Regions from separate parts of the Homo sapiens genome. Here region 1 is linked to region 2. A link is a loop called in an ENCODE intact Hi-C map of the cell type or tissue named here. Cell type or tissue: heart left ventricle. All regions are shown on one strand. Links, peaks and the distances in the headings refer to the core of each region. The heading gives the core; the rest is flanking DNA.

Region 1 (2,817 bases), core at 192-2,691, 440 kb before region 2:
TAGTTTTTTTTGTTTTGTTTTGTTTTGTTTCCCCACTTGGAACCAGAAGGTGCCCCATCGACCAAAGGTGCCCCGTCAACATTCACACCTGGTTTTGACCAGTTTTTTGCCTGAATCAGTTTCATCAGAGCTTGCACCATGATGATACTTTAATTCTGCCATTCTTTCTGCAATTACTTGGCATCCTTTGAAAGGTACAGCTTTCTGACCCCAACACGGAAATACATTGCGATTTTGAAGTGAGTTTCTAATGGGGCAAGCCAGATATATGCTGCTGCTTATTATTACTTGGTTCTCAAAGTAAAGTGTTGGTTTGCTAGTTGCTTCAAATGGAGACCAATGAATTTTTTCTCTCTTTTCTAATCATCTTTGTAGACTCATGGATTTCATAGATTCAATGTACTTAAGTCAACTATAATTAATTTTGATGTTAAAATTATTACAACTTTAGCCATTGATAATTAAACTGGCTCCTGTGTCTGTTGAACTGCTGCTTGCTTTCTGGGGCACAAGGCTTCCCTTGTGCCTTGTCTGCCTTGCCTGTTCTGGAGCTACACTTGGCCATTTCTCCAATAGGAATGGTATGAAATACTTGAATTTAGGTGTTAAACATGTTCATTACTCTCAGGATGTGATTACTTCTGAGCCATTTTCTATGGACAGTATTGACTTTAAAATTCATTCATTCATTTTTATATTTTCAATTCAATTTTTTAACGTTACTGTTAATTTTATACTCGTACCTTTTTTTTTTTTTTTTTTTTTTGCTGGCCACAGCTAAACTAATGTTGTTCTTGATGGTGACATACTTATTTGCTTTATTCTACAATATTAAGGAAAATACTTTCAAAATAACAAAATTAATAATATTACTAATAGCAGTAAAACTATCTTTAAAATTTTTAAATTTGTTTTAGACATGTTACCAATAATATAGCCAGTGACCCATTTTTCTGGTTGATGACAATTATTTTCCTTTTTTGGTGGGGGGGTCCTCATTCTGTGTATACTAAGTTTTAATTTCTACTGAATCTTGTTTTTGACTTTTTGATGCTGTCATTTATTAGCTGTGTTCTTTTGTTGTACTTACTGCTTCTATTAGCTTTTACCTTATGCTCAGCAGACATGGAAAATACACATATATTTTAATGTCAGGTGCGTGCGTGTGTGTGCCTGCATGTGTGTGCGCGCGTGTGTGTGTGATGGCAATATGATCCAGAAAGATAACTTACAAGGAGATGGTTGTTTATACTAGTGCTTTGTATCTTAAGCACGAAGGGTAGGGAAAAAAGAATATGACAGGCAAAATGTTTCAATTTAGTGAATTCTTCTGAATAATATCAGTAAAAATATATATAGATCTTTAAAGCTTTTAAAGTCATATGAAGTAGGGGAAACCTCATAGGTAGAAAGTAAGTCTTAAAATTGTATTTCTTAGTAGTTGCAAAATCTCTAGTGCAAACTTGTTGTCATTAAGAACTTTTAGTAGTAAGGAACTTATGTTCCAGCAGATGGGGATGTTAGTACACAAAAGAGAGCACTCAGTGATTAAAATGTGTTGAGAAATAACCCTTTTGCCAGAATAGGAAAATGTTCTCCTTTAAATTGTAAGGGAAGAGTTGCTCAGGAATGTGACAAATAACAGTTACCTAATTGAGTATTTTCATTGGCATGTGAAAAAGTTGTCATAGTTCTTTAAAGAACTTGTCTTTTTAAGAGACTATATGTTGGTATGTTGACCATATTAAATGTAACTAGTTTAGTACATCAGATTGATTGCAGCTATTTTCTGAAATAGTTTCTGCCTTTACAACTCAGTTGTTTGAAGGGTTTTTGTTTTGGTGGGTGACTGAGTCACATATATTGAGAGGTATCCTGTTTGTACGTTTTCTTTGTAATTATAAAGTCTTTAGGCAGTTTATTTCTGTTTATTAAAATAAATCAGAAGAAAATGTGTCATAGTTTACTATATGTTATATGAAGAGAAAGTTCTTTTGGGGATCATAGTTTTATCATAGTAATAAAAAATTATCAGCAGTAAAAAAGATAGTCTTATCTCACTTTTATTATAGTTTATAGCATTACGACATACTGTTAGCTTTTTTAGTAGGTAAATACTACATAGATTGCTTTAACATATGCTTTGCAATTGTTGAAATACTGCTCATTTAAGTTCCTTCTTAGATGTGATTCAGAAGTGTACTTTAATGTATTTAAGTTATATTTTCCTAGTTCAGTTATATTGAGCTTTTTTTTTTTTTAAACTGTCAAGGCAATTTAAAATACTCTTGCCTTCAGTGACTTGAAATTGAACTCTGCACAGGAGAGAAGAATATGTCTTGTTTCTATATAGAGAACCAAGGAGGAAGAGATTGACTTTGCCACCTTTGTAACTGATAATAACTTGCATTTTAGTCCCTGCTCCCCAGCCCCACTTTTTTCCTTTTCTGTTATTCCTAAAATGTAGAGAATTGGAGATCGATCCACAGATTTTCAGTTCATCTTTGGCAGTAGCATGGTTTGTAACTTTTTTCATTCCTGGAAGAAGCAGTGGTGAGGGCACAGAGATAGCGTAGCACATTGTCTTTGAACCTTAATGGGAATTACTTCTTTTCAGGGAAATATAGCAATGGCCAATTTTGTCTATACATTTTAAGATTGTTTCTTATAGTTGTTAGAGATTTTATGAGAAGCTTGAATTTCTTTCAGTAATCCTAAAGAACTGTTATAAAGAACTTATTTATCAGAAGAAATATTCCTTATTGGGAAAAACTAAAATATATCAATTAAAAAGTTAAAAGTACTCATCATGCACTG
Region 2 (2,817 bases), core at 285-2,784:
GGCCCCTCTTTCCATTTTTACATGGACTTATTGTGGCTTCCCAGTGAAGTCACTGATAGGACATTATTCTGTAGCCCTGAAAGTATGGTTTCCTGGTGAACTGATTTCCATTTTGTTTAAATAACAGCAGTCTGACTGCCTATTACCTGAGAGAATCAATGAGGAGCAGGAATGTCTGATAAGGTGAGGCACGGTTTGCTTTGACAATCACCGTCCTGTTGCGAATATTTGTTGTATCTCTGTATTTTCCACCTATTTGAAGCTTCATTGTATCTTTCACTCTATCACTCAGGACGGTTCTGTAAATTCATCCTTACATGTGATTTCCTCTCTGGGATAACTCAGTTATTCTGGCTTCTAGTATTTCATTCCCTATTAATGGGGTTGCTTGAACTTTTTGTGGTGTTTCTTCCTAGTTTATTTCTTTGATTTATTGGCACTGTTTAAGTTCCTGTTTCACACTAAATTCTTCTTTCTGATTCCATCTTACATCCTGTCCCCATAATTTCCTTCTCACCAATAAATGCTGACATATGTTAACTACTGAGTCTCCCAAGCTGAACTACAATTCATTCATCCATTCATCAATCAGACTGCTGGGCCAGATTTGTTTCTTCAGTCCTAGTTTTTACCATAGGATGGAGCTTCTCAATCCTGTTTTTTCTTTCTTTTTTTTTTTTTTTTTTTTTTTTTTTTTTTTTTTTTTTTTAGACTGAATTTTAGCTCTATCGCCCAGGCTGGAGTGCAGTGGCATGATCTTGGCTCACTGCATCACTGCAACCTCTGCCTCTGGGGTTCAAGCAATTCTCATGCCTCAGCCTCCCAAGTAGCTGTGACTACAGGTGCCCTCGCCCCGCTAATTTTTGTATTTTTAGTAGAGATGGGGTTTCACCATGTTGGCCAGGCTGGTCTCGAACTCCTGACCTCAAGTGATCCACTCCCTCTGCCTCCCAAAGTGCTGGGGATTACAGGCGTGAACCACCACGCCTGGCCTCAATCCTGTTTTAGCCTTAAATTCTGGTGCACCGGAGATGGTTGGGTCTTGATCGGCTGTGATATGCTGTGCTCATTCTGTGTGGAGAGACCTCAAAGCAGAGAACAGGCACTTGGAGGTTCTGATTTCCTGTGTTGCAGGGAACTCTCTTTTCCTCTTCACACATCCAGGGAGCGGAGGGGACATACATTCCCTGCGTGGCAGCCAGAGTCTGCCCTGGCTCTTCCCTGGAGTCCTGGATGACAGGTTGGCTGGCTTTCTCCTCTCACCGTGGCTGTGGGGTGTGGGCTGCTTCTGCCTGCCTCCTGCTGGGGAGAGCGATGCCTTCCTGAGCTGCTTTCCCGTGTCCCTGAGGCTGCTCTGGGTCAGGAGTCCCTGTGCTCTCCTCTCCATAGGTAGTCAAGGAAGTAACTATGTCCTCGGGTCCAGCCACCTGGGCGACCACACCGTCAACACCATTAGCTGCAGCCTTGCGTTGTAGCCCAGCTCATTCAAGCACAGCTACCTCCAATAAGGAATTTCCCCTGTAGGGAGTGGGCTCCTTTTAATTTTACCTGTCCTCAGGCTGACCCTTTGCTCATTAGAATAGTAAAAAACACACTCCTGTGTGGAGATTTAAGATGCTAATGAGATGGCCGAGTGCCTTGGCTTATGCCTGTAATCCCAGCACTTTGGGAGGCCGAGGTGGGTGGATCACTTAAGGTCAGGAGTTCGAGACCAGCCTGACCAACATGGTGAAACCCCGTCTCTACTGAAAATACAAAAATTAGCCGAGCATGGTGGCCGGTGCCTGCAACCTCAGCTGTTCAGGAGGCTGAGGTAGGAGAATCACTGGAACCCAGGAGGCGGAGGTTGCAGTGAACCGAGATAGCGCCATTGCACTCCGGCCTGGGAGTCTCAGGAGTGAGACTGTCTCAAAAAAAAAAAAAAAAAAAAAAAAAAAAAGACAATCAAAAGATGCTAATGAGACATGCAACTTATGAACAAGCCGGGGCAGCTGCTGTGCCTGTGCAGCCAGAGGATCACCCAGAACATGTTCACCAGCCATGCTGCTTCCCACCTGCTTATGAAGAATCCCGGAGGACCCCCGTGAAGGGAGCCTCCCCTGTTTGCTGTCTCACCTCTCAATCCGCCGCTCCGACTTATTCGGGGTCCTTTCCCTTTTACACTTAGCTATCAGTGTCCTTTCTCCCTTGCAATAAGCTGCCTCCTACCCTTTCTCTACTGCTGTGTCTCTCTGGTTTTAAATGTTTTTAAACGAAGGAGACAAGAACTGAGGACTCTCAATCGCCATCAACAGAATTATTGAAATAGCTGCTTTGGAAAATTGAAACTTGCCAACTCTCAGCACCTTCCTGCCATTCCTCCTGGTGTGAGGGGACCGGCGTGCGTTTTTTGCGGGGAAGTTACCTCCTTCCAGCCCCTCTTCTTTCCCGTCTGAATCTGGGTGGGCCCCCGAGAGCCGCGCCTCTGCCTGTCCTCTCTCATGGGAAGTCTGGGACCCTCAGACCGAAAGACGACGTGCAGCTTCCACCGGGGGCGCCTTCAGGACAGGGGCCTCGGCCTCGTGGGCGCTTTAGACTTTGGTTAAACACGGTAGAAACAGACAGGGCTCCTGACGGGATCAGCAGGACGGTCTGAGGCAACAAAGGCTCCAACACCTTTGAGCTGTAACTACCTGCCACCTACGCTGCTGTGAATACCCAGACGAAGTCTCCAGACAGAACTCCCAGGCGGGAACACGGGGGCAGCTACGTGGTTTTACTCAACCCCATATGCCTTTGCTGTTACGTTTACAAATACTGAGACCAGGCGAGAGAGCT

The links. Peaks named below come from ENCODE experiments on the same cell type or tissue, not always from the same donor. Only the 100,000 strongest peaks of a DNase experiment are listed, where the experiment ranks them.
Region 1: a loop joins it to region 2, with 2.7 times the contacts of the local background. A loop is called at or near these places in 2 of 110 quality-filtered maps.

Annotation. Positions count from the first base shown.
Region 1 is chr6:163,426,500-163,429,316 of GRCh38, forward strand. All of the region lies in intron 1 of QKI (QKI, KH domain containing RNA binding), which reads left to right. Among named protein-coding and RNA genes, the nearest start is that of QKI, 13 kb to the left of the region's middle. In heart left ventricle, for the core only: a CTCF peak has its summit at 1,518; no DNase peak of the experiment used is centred there; H3K4me3 peaks cover 1,311 bases.
Region 2 is chr6:163,865,080-163,867,896 of GRCh38, forward strand. No RefSeq gene overlaps it. Among named protein-coding and RNA genes, the nearest start is that of QKI, 450 kb to the left of the region's middle. RefSeq lists an enhancer at 737-1,237. In heart left ventricle, for the core only: no CTCF peak of the experiment used is centred there; a DNase peak (open chromatin) is centred at 1,276.